2 separate regions of the Homo sapiens genome follow, and region 2 is linked to region 1. A link is an interaction called in ENCODE POLR2A ChIA-PET data of the cell type or tissue named here. Cell type or tissue: GM12878. All regions are shown on one strand. Each heading gives the region's core, and the rest is flanking DNA. Links, peaks and the distances in the headings are about the cores only.

Region 1 (7,693 bases), core at 2,694-7,693:
CTGCAAAAGAAATTAAGAAACACTCATGATGGGAACTCTCTCTCCCTCTAGTGGTTAAGTAAAGTCAAAGAAACTTGTGATACTCTTAAATATTTTAGACTAAAAAATGTCAAAAGTTTTGTGATGATTTTTGTGTACCATGTATCAAGTTGAATGTTGAGTAACTTTCAGAAAATGAATGTAATGATTCTAGCAGTAAAAAGATTCTGGAATTCTAGACTTGGTGCTTCAATAAATCTGAGCTTTTGATTGACTCCATTTGGAAATTGAGAAAGATTATGTCATATAAACAAACTTCAATACCTTTTTAGTATAAGATTCTAAAGCAGGACAAATTGTATCATTTGTGAAACAATGAATTATGTTAAAAAGCTCATTTCAATTTTTTTCAAGAAGTGTGTTAATAGTTCTTATTCCTACAAATTACTAGTATTGACATAAGAGGAGATATAATCTTCTCTTTCTTTTTGGTTTTTAAAATGTGTAGTTTACCTGCTTTCTCCTACTTTATGTAGACATCCTGATTACTAGTAAGATGATGAGTGTGAAAGTAGAAGAGCTATAGTATATGTAAGACCCATTTCATCATCGTGATCACTAATAAATTATTACTTGATAGAAAAGTTCCCTTAAAATATGAAACAAACTGTATCTCTCTTTTAGATATAGTTGATGGAGAACTGGATCTACAATCAGAAAACCTAAGCTTGGGGTCCCTGAAGTACCTCTAGCTAGCTCTATAATGTTGAGCAAGTTCCTTAAATTGAACATTGTTTTTCTCTTTTTACTGGAGATAATTGCCATTACCCAAGATTGGAGTGAAGACTAAACAATTTGACAGACATAAAATCATCTTTGCCCGCTGTAAAGCATCATGTTACTATGTGGTATCATTACTTACTATTGATCCCCACTTTGGCTTGAGATTATATACATCCCATACTTGAAATACACATGGAAATTCACACGCATTCTTTTTTTTGGTTCAAGTACAAATGTGTAAAAACAACAAATCTTGCTGTAAACATTGCCAATTAAACTTGTATTAAGAGCTGAATCCAGACACATTTTCTAAAGCCTTTAAATTCCTTTCAACATTTCTAGAGAAGAGTTAATTCAGGGGATACTAAATGGGAAAGGGCCATGTATGAGAGGAAAGGGCACAAAGCGTCCTGCAAATAAGTTGCTGAGAACTGTGAGTCTGAGGCTCTTCGGAAATTGTTATTGATGTGTTAGTGCTGTCACAAAGTCATCTAAAATGTATGCTGAGAAATTTTCTTAAAGGCAGTGGACATAAAACTGAAGAGATGTGTCATAAAGTTACATTCTATTAGAGAACATATTTACATAAATATAAACTATGGCATGTCATTGTGACAGTGTATGTCAAGGTGCTGCAAAAAAAACCCAACAAGCAAACATAAAAAAGCAATTATTTTAATCTCCAATGAACATTCTGCACCAACAATATGTACTGCAGTGGGTGTTATAAATTGTGTGATCACCAGACTTGAGAAAACCAAATAGGTTTGATTCCATCTCAGCCACTTCCAAGCCTGCGAGTTTGGCTAAAACTCCATTGGTATACCGCACAAGATTATCCTGAGTGCCATGAAATCATGTATAAAAGTGTCATTGTAGACAAAGTTTCACCATTTATCACACAATTATCTTGACAGCATTTTCTAAAATTAAAGAAGGAATCCCAAACTTTTGCATCACAAATATTCTAAAGTGTTTGAATTGGAGTCACACCACAGTGCCCACCACTCCCCACTATTCCCATTTCTTCTCCTTTTCCTCTCTGCCTTGCTGGTTCCAACAGGATTTGCTGTAGGGGCTAAGTGAATTCTTAGTCACAGTTTCATGCTATGTTTTGTTTTGTTTTTGTTTTTGTTTTTTCTCAAGCCAAGAAATTTGTAAAGCCACTGAAGTCTTTATGTGCCCTCTCTGTGACAAGAACTGCTCCCTGCAGAGACTCAACGACAGCTGTATCTATGCCAAGGTGAGTGTGGACCCTCACATTCTCCTCCCTGAGCTGTACTGAGAAGCAGGCTGTAAGAAGTCCTCTAGTCAATAGCTTTTTACCAAAGTTAAGTGTTCTCAAGAGTTTCAACCTTAATAAGTGCCATTGACAACTGAATAAAATGTCAGTCTATTGCAATTAGAAAGCGAGTATACTTTTATTTGAACATTTTTGTCTTCCTTTGTTTTTATAACTGATTTTTGCCACCATAGATAAACATAAACTTCCACATGTAATTATATCTAGATTCTTTTTAGCAAACAATTACTTCTATTGCTACTTACTAAATGTGTACGTTACATGAAAACTTATGAAGTTAAAATACTTCTATCGGTACGGAGAAAATGAAATAACATTCAAAAAATCCCCAAATTGCTGCCTGTTAGAATTAACTGAACGGCTTTTAAAACTCCTGAAGCTCAGATCAACCCCAGAACAATTAAATCAGAATCTTTGGGATTGGAACATGAATATCGGTGTATTTCAAATTTTCCTGGGTGATTTCAATGTTCCTTCAAGTTTAAGAAACACTGAATTCTACATTATTATTTTCGTTTGTAAAACAGTTTTATAGAAGTGTAATTAACATGTAATGAAATGTACCTACTTAAAGTGTATGAATTGATATATTTTGTTATATGCGTGCACCTGTGAAACCGTTAGCATAATCAAGATAATGAACATATCCTCTCCAAAATTTTCCTCACGCCCTTTCAATCCCTGCCTCCCTGACCTTCCCCTGTGCTCTAGCAGCCACCTGCTTTGTGTCATTATAGATAAATTTGTATTTTCTAGATTCTTGTGTAAATTGAATCCTGTGTATTTATGTATTTTTTTCTGGCTTCTTTCACACAGCATATGTATTGAGATTCATTCATAATGTAGCATTTATCAATAGATCATTTTTATTGCTGAACATTATTCCATAATATCTATACCCTGTTTGTTTATTTCTTTACCTATTATCAAAATTTTGGATTGTTTCAAATTGTTGCCTATTTTAAAAAAGTCTTCTATTAACATTCATCTACAAGTCCTTATATGGACAAATGCTGTCATTTCTCTTGGGTAATTACCTAGGAGTAGACTGGTTGGATCATGTGATAGGTATATGGTTAGCCTATGAAAACCCTGTTAAGCAAAACTTTTCCCATGTGTTTATATCTTTTACATACCCACCCATGGTATATGAGAATTCCAGTTTTCTGTGTAGTCACCGAGCCTCGGTGTGGTCAATCTTTATGAATTTTAACAATTCTAATGCTCTTTCTGTGTACGCTACCCAAGTCACTGTGCATAATGAGGGCTCCCAGTGGCTGGTCTGACTCCAGTCTCTCAAGTGGTGCTTTCCTTGACAGATGGTTTCCTTGCATACATACTCACTGAGTACTGCCTAGGTTATTCTTCTCTACACCCTGGGAACTCTTCAAGGCAGTAATCTGAGGAGTAATAATGTGAGCGTTGTTTGTTTTCCGTCTCTCAGGGATCATTGCCCTTTTTTGCCTGATGTCTACCATCTTGTAATCTGTTGTTTTATACATTTTGTGCATTTTGGGGGTGTTTCCAGCATAGGGATAAAATCAATCCCTCTTACTCCATCTTTTCCAGAGTGGAGGTCTCCATACAATTAATTTTGACAAGGCTGGGTGCAAAATCCAAAGCCACTCAATGTCCTTACTACAAGAACATAACTTAGTAAAGTTAGTTTCTGATTTATCTTGAATGAAGAACATGTGAAAAGTCTGTTTCGTTTATACTTTAATTTCAGAACAAATGTTTAGTTTTTCATTCTTTTAAATGTTCCATAAAGATGATAGAGACTTAGAAACATGGTTATCTTGTTTGGAGGCAGCATTTTCTCATCACTTTTGGCAAGAACCAAGTGTGTTAAGAGTTATTAGATGTATACACATATGTCTCTCTCCTAGCCTATGATTTTAGACATAAAACAGCCTAGGAATGCCAAAAAAATCCAGATACTTCTTCTTTCACTTGGACATATCTAATAACACACATTGGCATTATTTTAACACTGAAGACAAGAAATATCCACATATGGCAGAGTGATAAAGTAAGGAAGCCGTCCAAGGAAACACTACATCTAGGTTGCTTTTGTCATCATGCAGTAAATACATCTCTTCTTTTCTGAACAGAGAAAGGTACATTTAAGGACAGGGATGACTCACAAAGAATTCACTTAATAACATGTATAAGGAAGGTGGAAAAGTTAGCTTGCAAAGGAGAATATTGCCTTATGGAAGAATACAAGAAATACAACCCACTAGGATGAAATGTCTTTTATTTGTTCCTCTGACTAAGATAAAATGTAGCTACTTGTTTTATACTTTAAAAATAAGAGTTCCTCTTCCCTTATTGGATGGAAATCAACAGTCTATTTTACTATATATTTTTGAATTTAAATAGCTAATAATTTATTGATGGGTAGAATCAGATATAAGGGAGCAGATTTTTGCCAAAGGTACAAGCCAACCAATCTAGGATCATCTAGAAACAAAATCATCTGGACACATGATCTAGGGACTTCTCAATTCAGTTCCTTACAGAATCCATTACTGCTTGTGACAAAGAAAAATAAATTAAATTTTCCATATTATATTGAAAAGGCCATGTGTGTACATATAATTATTCCCTTTATAATTTCAGTGATATGTTTGCATGGAAAATAACTGGTCCTATCATATGATAAAAATTAATATTTAAGTACATTAATGTTTCCTTTCATGACTACTTTTATTTTAGTACTTAAAAGTATTGGAATTAGGATATTTTTGCAATTAAGTAATTTAGTGATATTTGCACACATTTAAATGCACTGACACTACATTATCAAACCCTGTGATGCTAGGAATTCTCATTTAAGGTGAAATAATTAGATAGAGGTCCTAAATTGTTTTTCATATAATTGAAAAATGACTCAACCCCTTGAAGTTAAGTCTTACTCATAATAATTTTCTCTTTAAAAAAAAACTTGTTTAACAAACATGTACTCAATACCCAGTATGAACCTCAGACTGTATACTGATTTGAGGTTACAACAGAAGTAGGAGAGAAGCTGTTCTTTTCAAGAAACTTCATGAAAAAAAAAAAGGAGTCTGTATAAGACTGTACATCAGATCATCTAGAACATTTGTTAAAAAAGCAGATTTCTGGACCCCGTATCCTGAAATTTAGAATCAATTGGTCAAGGGTGAGGCCTCAAACTCTCTATGTTAACAAGTTCCTCAGGTGACTCTAATTTCTAGGACCAAATTTTTTAAAAGATACGTGGAGAATAGTCTAATCAAGACTGCATTTTTTATGTAGCTTCTGCCCAGGTCCAGCAAATAAAATGGTTATTCAGGTTTTACCCTGCCCAAGAGGTAAGGAATGAGGAAGTGAAAGGGAGTGACCTTCAGCTTCAATTCTGACTCCCTGCCCTCCAAGTCTCCAGTAATAGCTCTGCATACATGGTTGAATCTGCCAAGGAGGCACCTTGTTCTCCTTATCCTGGAGAGACTTTAGTGGGATATAAGTGGCATTTTTCAGAGCCTTATGTTTTTCTGAACCTATAAAGCAACTTTAGAACAAGACCCAGCAGGTATCATGGAGAAAACATAGACTTTCAGCTTCCAACCTAATCAGATATATATCTCTTTAACAGTACCCACATTTTTTGATTTGTAGTCACACTCAGTTCTTCAAGAGAAATCAGGTGTCAAAGAAAATGGACAATTTGTACTTAAATCAAGCTTTTAGGCTAAGTTTGCTACCTTCTTTATATATTATGCCTAGTCATCTTAACAATGTTGAACAAGCCAGGCGCGGTGGCTCACACCAGTAATCCCAGCACTTTGGGAGGCCGAGGCGGGCGGATCACGAGCTCAGGAGATCGAGACCATCCTGGCTAAGACAGTGAAACCCTGTCTCTACTAAAAATACAAAAAATTAGCCGGGCGTGGTGGCGGGCGCCTGTAGTCCCAGCTACTCGGGAGGCTGAGGCAGGAGAATGGCGTGAACCCAGGAAACAGAGCTTACAGTGAGCCGAGATCACACCACTGCTCTCCAGCCTGGGCAACAGAGCGAGACTCTGTCTCAAAAAAAAAAAAAAAAAGTTGAACAAAATGCTTGCCATGGGTCCCTCTATTCATAAAGGCAAGCTGTTTTTCTAATAAAATAATTTAATGTATTACATATTTAATTATATGTGTAGGACAAGATTCTTTTTGCTTTTAGAAAAATCTGCTATGCTGCTTATGGAATTTTCTCAATATTTCATCTGGAGTTTCTTCAGTATAACAAGTGCTCTTGTCCTATTAGACAGAAGGCCAGTTATCACTTAATTCTTCTGTCAATCACCCATGATCTAAGCTTGAGCCATTCACAGTAAGCTTGACTCTTCCTTCATTCTTTTTCCCATTTTCATTCAGCAGCTCATATGTCAGCACCCTAAATAAAGCCCTGAACATCTCAAGCTATAACCACAGACCTCGAACTGTTCTTGTTGTCTCTATGATCTCCCACGTCATAATACATCCCATGTGTAATAGCTTGGTAAATCTAACACATGATTAAACACTGTCGTACTCTTCCTTAGAGCAAGTTCTGAAGTCTTCTCTAATGCTCCTTCTAGCTTTATCTCCCATTAGATGTATATAATCCCACATTACAAGAATATTACATGTACTCCAACTTTATCTCAGGAAGATGTTCCTAAACTATTAATGTTTAAATTTATTGACTTAAAATGCCTGAAAGATTTGTTAGCAAACCTAGTAAGAAAAAAAATGAGAAGCACTTTAAAGGAAAATACTACACAAACTATGATAAGTTCATGCAACACAATTGCTACTAAGGATGGCTTTTTATTTGCCACTTTTCTAAAAGCATGGTTATTTCTAGAGCGGGGAAGGGCCATTATTTCTTGGTGACCTTTAAATCCCCATGTGTAAAGTCTGTTCTAACACTCTAAGAGACTGTTTCCTGTATGATGTTGGTTTACAAAGGAAAACAGACAGCTGTTCAGCTGTTCAGCAGCCTCAGGTGTCTCTGTGGGACGTCTTGAGAAACAAAAATTCTTGACTCCCTGCTGGGTATAATTTTATGAGCTCTGTGGGAGAATTTCTTTATGATCCTTTTCTCTCCTGATATAAATGTACACTGATGATTGTTTTGAAAACCGATTTTTATATTAATTTTTAGAAATACCGTGCCTTAACCAACAATGAATTTTAGAGCCATATGGGACATTTTGCACCTATCCACCAACCTTCAAAGGGAGCGCATCTTTTCTATGATGATATTATCAATAATGCCACATTATAGGAAAATACATTTTATGATGACTTGCTTTACATATATTTTGCAGTGTGTTCCAGATGTTACAACTGAAATACGTATTACTGTTGTTTTAATGCTCCCATTGAGCACCCTCTGGATGTCAGATTGAACAAGGAGGACACCATTCCATTCCAACTTTCCTTATAATACTGTTCTTTAACCCATGATTGTCCTCACCCTCCTGTGAGGACAATGCCCTATTTTCTCTATCGTTTCTATGGAATTTTTGTGCTGGCCAGACATTTTTTGCCTTCACTGTGTTAGTTTAATTTCTCTCACTAAGTTACATATATACTGAGGGCATTATGCAAATGCAAACAAGCAAAGGTA
Region 2 (8,052 bases), core at 1,956-6,955, 250 kb before region 1:
TGCCTCTTCATAATGTATTTAATAAACTATGGCAATCCCAGAATGACAGATTGTTACCACTGTCATTGGATTTCTAATTTCAATTTGGAATTTAAAAACCAAATACCTGAATTGTTGTCCTAATTCTGACATTGCCTATTTATAGCCTTGGTTAGGTAATTGAGCTTTCTGAGTCTGTAGTTTCTTAGCTTATTAAATGAGAAAAAATAGACTAGATATGCAGTTAAAATAATTTTAAAATAGCAGCATAAATGAAACTGAAGTACTTTTATTTAAACAAGGGCTGGTGCATCCAGTTGGCCACTCACTGAACACCTTTGTACTGTTTTAGGTTTCTTTGATGCAGCTACACATAATTCAAGTGCTCCAAGGATTACAATTCCTAAAAGTAGAATGGAAGATCTAGTATTTCTTCCACTTCTGTCATTCTATAAACACATTATGTTATGTAGGGGAGTGGAGGGATTGAGAGATAGGGAAGGAAGAAGAGAGACAGAGAATGAAAAATGAATGTTAAGTTCAGGTAAAAGATTCTTACATACCTACAGTTGCAAAAACCCTTAAATGCCTTCTATGATAAAATGTTTTATTTCTTCCATCCCTATTGTTACAAAAACCTTCAATTACCTTATAGAACAGACTGTTTTATCCCTGCCCCCATTGATGTCATCTCAAAAGACAAGGAGGCTCAAAGTGAGAGTGAGATAGACCTTTACATTATCAACTCATTTCTAAGCCCCATCACATAGATAGGCCTGCATGTTTTAGAAGAGCATTTATGGTAAAAATGATAGAAAGTTATTAATATCCCAAATCGAAAAGTAGGGGAGAGACTGGTGATTCAGCCCTGCTAAGCTACAAGGTACTAGGCAGAGACTGTGAAGGTAACTGCCAAGATTCAGCCAGTCTTCCAGTCATCATGTGCTGTCTGTCTCATATAATTTCTTATACATAAACTGAATTTTATCTGGTTCTTTGGAGAAGTGAGGAGAATAGCTAATTCATAAAAAGTGGTTAGTGTATGAGAGTTTATTTAAGAAAAATGATGGCCAGGTGCGGTGGCTCACGACTGTAATCCCAGCACTTTGGGAGGCCGAGGCAGGTGGATCACGAGGTCAAGAGATTGAGAATATTCTGGCCAACACGGTGAAACCCCGTCTTTACTAAAAATACAAAAAATAGCTGGGCATGGTGACGCACGCCTGTAATGCCAGTTACTCAGGAGGCTGAGGCAGGAGAATCGCTTGAACCTGGGAGGCAGTGGTTGCAGTGAGGTGAGATGGCGCCACTGCACTTCAGCCTGGCAACAGAGTGAGACTCTGTCTCAAAATAATAATGATAATAAAAAGGAAAAATGACAGAAGTCAAAAGAATGCCTCCGATTATTTCAGTGAATAAACTAACGGCCTTAAACAAATATTACTTTCAAACTATTTATATATTTACCATTATAGAAAAAATATAAATAACAAAGTACAAATGCATAAATACTGGGATGTGTTGAAAGTACACAGAGAAAGAAATAACATGCCTTATATCTTATTATTTGAAAATCAGCACTTTTAATATTCTGTAATATATTTTCAGCTTTTGTATGGACATATATATGTGTTTAGAAATTATGATGCTATCACGCAAAAACTATTAGCACCAGTAATATATAAAATTTCCTAGTAACTTAAACCAACAAGCAAAAAACAAATAACCCTATTAATAATGGGCAAAGGAAATGAATAGACATTTTTTAAAAGTAGCCAACAAACATATGAAAAAATCCTCAACATCACTAATCATCAGAGAAATGCAAATCAAAACCACAATGAAATGCCATCTTGCATCAATCAGAATGGTTATAATTAAAAAGTAAAACAATAACAAATGCTAGTGAGGCTTCAGATAAAAGGGAACACTTATACACTGTTGGTGGAAATGTCAATTAGTTCAGCCACTGTGGAAAACAGTTTGGAGATTTCTCGAAGAACTGAAAACAGAACCACCATTTGACCCAGCTATCCCATTACTGGGCATATAGCCAAAGGAAAATAAATCGTTCTGCCAAAAAGATGCATGCAGTTGTATGTTCATCACAGCGCTATTGACAATGGAAATGACATGAGATCAACCTAGGTGTCTTTCAATGGTGGACTGATTTAAAAAAAAAATGTGGTATATATACACCATACAATACTACACAGCCATAAAATGAATGAAATTATGCCCTTCGCAGCAACAAAGATGCAACTGGAGGCCATTATCCTGAGCGAACTAATGCAGGAACAGAAAACCAAGTACTTTGTGTTCTCATTTATGAATGGGAGCTAAGTATCAAGTACATATGGACACAAAGATGGAAACAATAGACACTGGGGACTATTAAGAGGGAGACGGAGGAAGGAACGCATGGACTGAAAAACTGCCTATTGAGTACTATGCTCACTACCTAGCTGATGGGATCATCCATATCCCAAACCTCAGCATCATGCAATATACCCATGTAACAAACCTACAAATGTACCACTTGAATCTAAAATAAAAGTTGAAATTATTATTGTTATTATTTTATTTATTTTTAGATGGAGTCTAGCACTGTCACCCAGGCTGGAGTGCAGTGGCATGATCTCGGCTCACTGCAAACTCTGCCTCCCAGGTTCAAGTGATTCTCCTGCCTCAGCCTCCCAAGTAGCTGAGACTACAGGTGCCTGCCACCATACCTGGCTAATTTTTGTATTTTTAGTAGAGTAGGGGTTTCACCACTTTGGCGGGTCTCGATCTCTTGACCTCGTGATCCACCTGCCTCAGCCTCCCAAAGTGCTAGGATTACAGGCGTGAGCCATCGTGCACGGCCAAAATTATTTTTTTAAGTTTCTTGTGATCAAATCTTAAGTAATATCAAATAATATTCACTTTGGCTTTTATAATATGTTGATTGAATGGTATTATATTCTTGTTTTGATTCATTTTCTTCGATTACTACTAAGGATTAATATTTTTCATATGTACATAATTTAATATTTTCATATTTACAATTTTCATTTGAAATAGAGGAAGCTTTTTATTTAGGCTTTTTTCAGTGACTTCAACTTATTACTCTTTAAATAGTATGTTGAGTACCTATAGCAATGGCAAATGTAGATTGTCCTCTACATAATGCTTTAAAAGCATTAAGGATTTATATGTAATATAACTAGGACCTAGTGAGGAGTACTAATTGCCTTTTTACCCACTAAATTCATGTTATTTATTATTTAAAGGCCATTTTCTCAAATTGCAAACACTTATTTAACTTTTTTTAAAAATTACCTCCCAAAGACACTGTACACAGGTAACCACAGTTACAGTTTAATGTATGTATCCCTTCTTATTCTTTCCCATTTATCTAATATAGATAAATAAATACAATAGGGGAGATTGCAAATAAGTCATAGTACAGCCATTTGATAACTTATTTTTTCACTTAAGGATATATAATAATATTTCACCATATCAGTACATATAGAACCACCTCATTTTTTACTAGCTCCATAAGATTGTAAAATTATGTTATACAAGTTTTCTTAGGATTTGTGTTCAATTTTTCAATGTTACACATAGTATGGCAACAAACATCAGTTAATCCATCTTTCTGGCTTTGTGCATGTATACCGAAAAGAGAGATTCCCAGAAGTGAGATTACTGAGTTAGAGTGAATATGTATTTTAAGTTTTTAAATTTCTACCAAATTGCTCTCCAACCAAGACTGGTCACTCATGTTATTATCTGCATTATGACTTTGTGAAAGGTCAGGTTGAAGAAGATTTGATAATAAACATATTATTATCCCAATTAAAGGACTTGAAAACTGCTTTTTTTTAAAAAAAAGAAAAGGGTCCAGTTCGATCTTCTCATTTTACAGAGATAGAAATTAAGAAAAAGTGAACTCTTCACAGTTATCCAATTAGATGTTTATGAATTACTTTTATTCCAAACCGATTCATTAGCTCCCTACAAGGCAAAAAAAAAAAAAAAGTAATATTCCACATAAACAACTTTGGTTCTAATAAAGACATTTTATTGTAGGTTGTCTTTCAGCATTGATAATGCATGATTCAATCTGGTTTAGATGTCTTTATTTATTGAGTCAGCGTATGATTAAAGGCAACTTTGAAAAGTCTCAGCTTTTCATTCAAACAACTTCTGACATTGGCTGGCCTTCCTTCCCAAAACTCATTCAAGATGACATGTAGCTCCTTTGATGATATTGGCACCCAGATCTGTTAACTTATTTAAGGAACTTTAATCGGATTAGCATGGGGTTTTTCCACCGAGACAGAAGAGAGACCTAATGTTTGTCTTATTCATAAATCCTGATAAAAGAGGGTTTTCAGAGGAATAGCAAATTTGATAAGTGATATTCAACAAGTAGTCTGCAGAGACTTTTTCTCAGAAACCAATATTTTAATGAAATATTTCAATTCACTTTTATGTTTCTAAAGATGAACTAATCTTACATAACTACTTTCAGAGTTCTTCATTAAATTATATTTATTTTTTCATACAAGAGTTGAATCATTTGGCCAGATATAAATCCTGATATGGAAACTAGCATTTTGAAATTGATATAGTTATACCCAGTAAACATGCTCCTCAACTGCATTTAGTATGTAGGGCTCGCTCATTATGGAGTTGAAAATATATTTTGTTTCAAATACTCCATTGATAGCTCTTCACTGGTTTATTGGTTTCTCTTTTATATTCTGCCAACCAGCTGTAGGTGTGGGCTAAGAATTTGTCTTCCTCCCTGCACTTTATTCTTCCTATTCTTCTTAAGACAGAGTCTCGCTTCTCGCTGTCGCCCAGGCTGGAGTGCAGTGGCGCGATCTCGGCTCACTGCAAGCTCCGCCTCCCAGGTTCACGCCATTCTCCTGCCTCAGCCTCCAGAGTAGCTGGGACTACAGGCGCCCGCCACCAAGCCCGGATAATTTTTTTTTTTTTTTTTTTTTTGTATTTTTGGTAGAGACGGGGTTTCACCGTGTTAGCCAGGATGGTCTCGATCTCCTGACCTCGTGATCAGCCCGCCTCGGCCTCCCAAAGTGCTGGGATTATAGGCGTGAGCCACCGCTCCCGGCCTATTCTTCCTATTCTTGTCTTTCAAGAACTTAATCCTTATATAGATTCAGCCTTCACCTTTGCATAATATCCCAATCTGTATCTCCTAACCTTACCTCTCTCCAAGGCTCCCGAATGCATGGATAGAATTGTCCCAAACTCAAGGACAGGTATGGTGGTTCACACTTATAATCTCAGCACTTTGGGAGGCTGACCAGCCTGGGCAATATAGGGAGACCTCGTCTCTACAAAAAATAAAAAATTAGCCAGGTGCAGTGGTGTGCACCTGTGGTCCCAGCTACTTGGGAGGCTGAGGTGGGAGGATCACTGAAGCCTTGGAGGTCAAGGCTGCAGTGAGCCCTGATTGTGCCACCACACTCCAGCCTGGATGACAGAGTGAGATCCTGTCTCTAAAAAAAAAGAAAACATATTTTTTAAAAACCGGAATTGCCCCCAAAATCAGTAGTCTGGAATGGGGCTATCACATCTCATACCAGCATGACCTTCTTCCCTGCATTCCTAACTTTGTCAATGGAAAACATGTGTGAGGTCTCCTAAGTATGAAATATTATGAAATATGATCTCCTTCTATCTCTGTCTCTATTCTTTACTTTCTAGCCAACTGGGTAATTTGAGGTTTCTTTTGTAATGTTACCCATATATTCTATTTACAATGCCACAACCTTTATTGAAGCTTCAGTCTACTTTTTAAAATTCCCATATAATCTATGGGGCCTTAAACTATGACTTTTTTTTTTACAATCTTCTACACATAAATGTTAGATTAATTTTCCCAAAATGTACTTTTAATAAATAGGGTTGGCTGGGTATGGTGACTCATGCCTGTAATCCCAGCACTTTGGGAGGCCGAGGCAGGCGGATCACGAGGTCAGGAGTTTGAGACCAGCCTAGCCAACATAGTAAAACCCCGCCTCTACTAAAAATACAAAAATTAGCCAGTCGTGGTGGCACATATCTCTAGTCCCAGCTACTTGGGAAGATGAGGCAGGAGAATCGCTTCAACCCAGGAGACGGAGGTTGCAGTAAGCTAAGATTGCGTCATTGCACTCCAGCCTGGGCAACAAGAGCAAAACTCTGTCTCAAAATAAATAAGTAAAGGGTCTCTTTTTTAATGTCCTCCAGATGTAGTTAATAATTTAATGAGGGGCTGGGTGCCGTGGCTCACGCCTGTAATCCCAGCACTTTGGGAGGCTGAGGCAGGCCGATCACCTAAGGTCAGGAGTTCGAGACCAGCCTGGCCAATATGGTGAAATGTCTCTACTAAAAATTTAAATGTCTCTACTAAAACTGCAAAAATTAGCCAGACATGGTGGCACATGCCTGTAGTCCCAGCTACTCAGGAGGCTGAGGCAGGAGAATCACTTGAATCCAGGAGGTGGAGGTCGCAGTGAGCAGAGATGTCATCACTGCACTGTAGCCTGGGCAACAAGAGCGAAACTCCGTCTCTAAATAATAATAATAATAATAATAATAATAATAATAATAACAATTTAATGAAAAAGACAAAATTATTTAGTTTTGTTCACCATCACATGATTGAATTGCACTACGTGTTTTCAGCTTTCTTATAATTATGCCTTTTCTGCATCTGCCTAGGGTTCTGTGAACAGGCTTCTCTAACCCCATTTTCCTCTCCTTCATCTCACAAAGTCTTTGTCTATTCTGATTTTACACTTCACTCATTATTTCTCACACCTGAAGTTACCTTGTAATTTCCTTGGTCTACCCAAATCCTTCTACTTTTGGAGTTCAGCTTGCTTTCCATCTTTAACTGAAGATATTTAGTTCAAATTTATTATGGCTTTTCTGAACATCTGGTCTTAGTCTCCTCAAAATCATTTTATCTGTTTTATCATGTTGATGGCACAATTGGCAAATCTAAATATCTTTCTGCAAAGACACAAAAGTGTTAGACAAGAAAAAACAATGAAGAGACCTGGATTCAAGTTTTCTCTCTGTGACTTCCAAGATGCACATCTCCTAATAATTCCCTTACACATACTGGGTCTCAGTTTGCTTATCTGTGAAATAAGGATTGGATTAGATCGTCCTCAAGGTTCCTTTCAGTTTACATTCCATAAACTTATATTTAAGGGGATTTCATACAATTTAGTACAGAATTCACTCAACCATTATAAAATACACTCTACTATTATAAATGAAGTAGACTGCACATCATTATTCATTTATCTGGCAAGCAAGTTTATACTCTTATAAAAGTATTTAAGCAGATATTTTACAGAATTTTTTTTCTGTTATTACATAAAACTAATTTTATTCAATTGGCAGGCTACTTAAAAAGTGAGGTTAAATATATCATGTATCAATTGAATAAGCTTAGGCAACTTATATTAAAATGAAAACAAAACCTTGTTAAATACAAGGTACTTTGTCAAACATTTGGGAACAGGGAAAAGAATACAGAAATGAATTCAAAGATATGGTATCCACCGTTAAGGAACTGATTGTCTAATGAGGGAGGCAGAGAAATAAAGGAATTACTATAATTATGGGCAGAAAAAGTTGTTGATTGCTACCACTTGCTGAATACTTACTATGAACCAGGATCTATCCCAGGGATTTAGCATGCACAAAAGCTAAACAGCCTATGCACATTTTTATTTTTACAGCATTTCAAGGTAGTTCTTATTATTATTTCTATTTTGCAGGAGAAAGAAAAACTGAGGTCAGAGTTTTTAATCTCCCTAAGTTCATATAGTTAGAGTGATGGGAATGTAGTCTCCACTGCATTTTACTAGGTAACATTTCAGGATTGCACACATTTCCATAGAAAAGCTTTTTTAATAGGAATGATTGTTCCTAAGTGGAGGTGTCACTTAAAAAGTTGTCTTTCTAAGAGTTGAATCATAAGAGTAGACTTTCCATTGACTTGTTAGATAAAGAAGGCATTCTAGACACAGACAACAGGCTGAGCAGAGGTTAGAA

The links. Peaks named below come from ENCODE experiments on the same cell type or tissue, not always from the same donor. Only the 100,000 strongest peaks of a DNase experiment are listed, where the experiment ranks them.
Region 2: POLR2A ChIA-PET joins it to region 1 with 5 read pairs; 2 of 35 experiments call an interaction of 5 or more read pairs at or near these places.

What each region holds. Positions count from the first base shown.
Region 1 is chr11:26,551,341-26,559,033 of GRCh38, forward strand. ANO3 (anoctamin 3) reads left to right here. Exons shown (of 27, transcript NM_031418.4): 13 at 1,909-2,005. It overlaps MUC15 (mucin 15, cell surface associated), which reads right to left. Exons shown (of 5, transcript NM_001135091.2): 5 at 7,692-7,693. Among named protein-coding and RNA genes, the nearest start is that of MUC15, 17 kb to the right of the region's middle. In GM12878, for the core only: no CTCF peak of the experiment used is centred there; a DNase peak (open chromatin) is centred at 5,414.
Region 2 is chr11:26,301,168-26,309,219 of GRCh38, forward strand. It overlaps a transcript of ANO3 not described here. Among named protein-coding and RNA genes, the nearest start is that of ANO3-AS1, 17 kb to the left of the region's middle. In GM12878, for the core only: no CTCF peak of the experiment used is centred there; no DNase peak of the experiment used is centred there.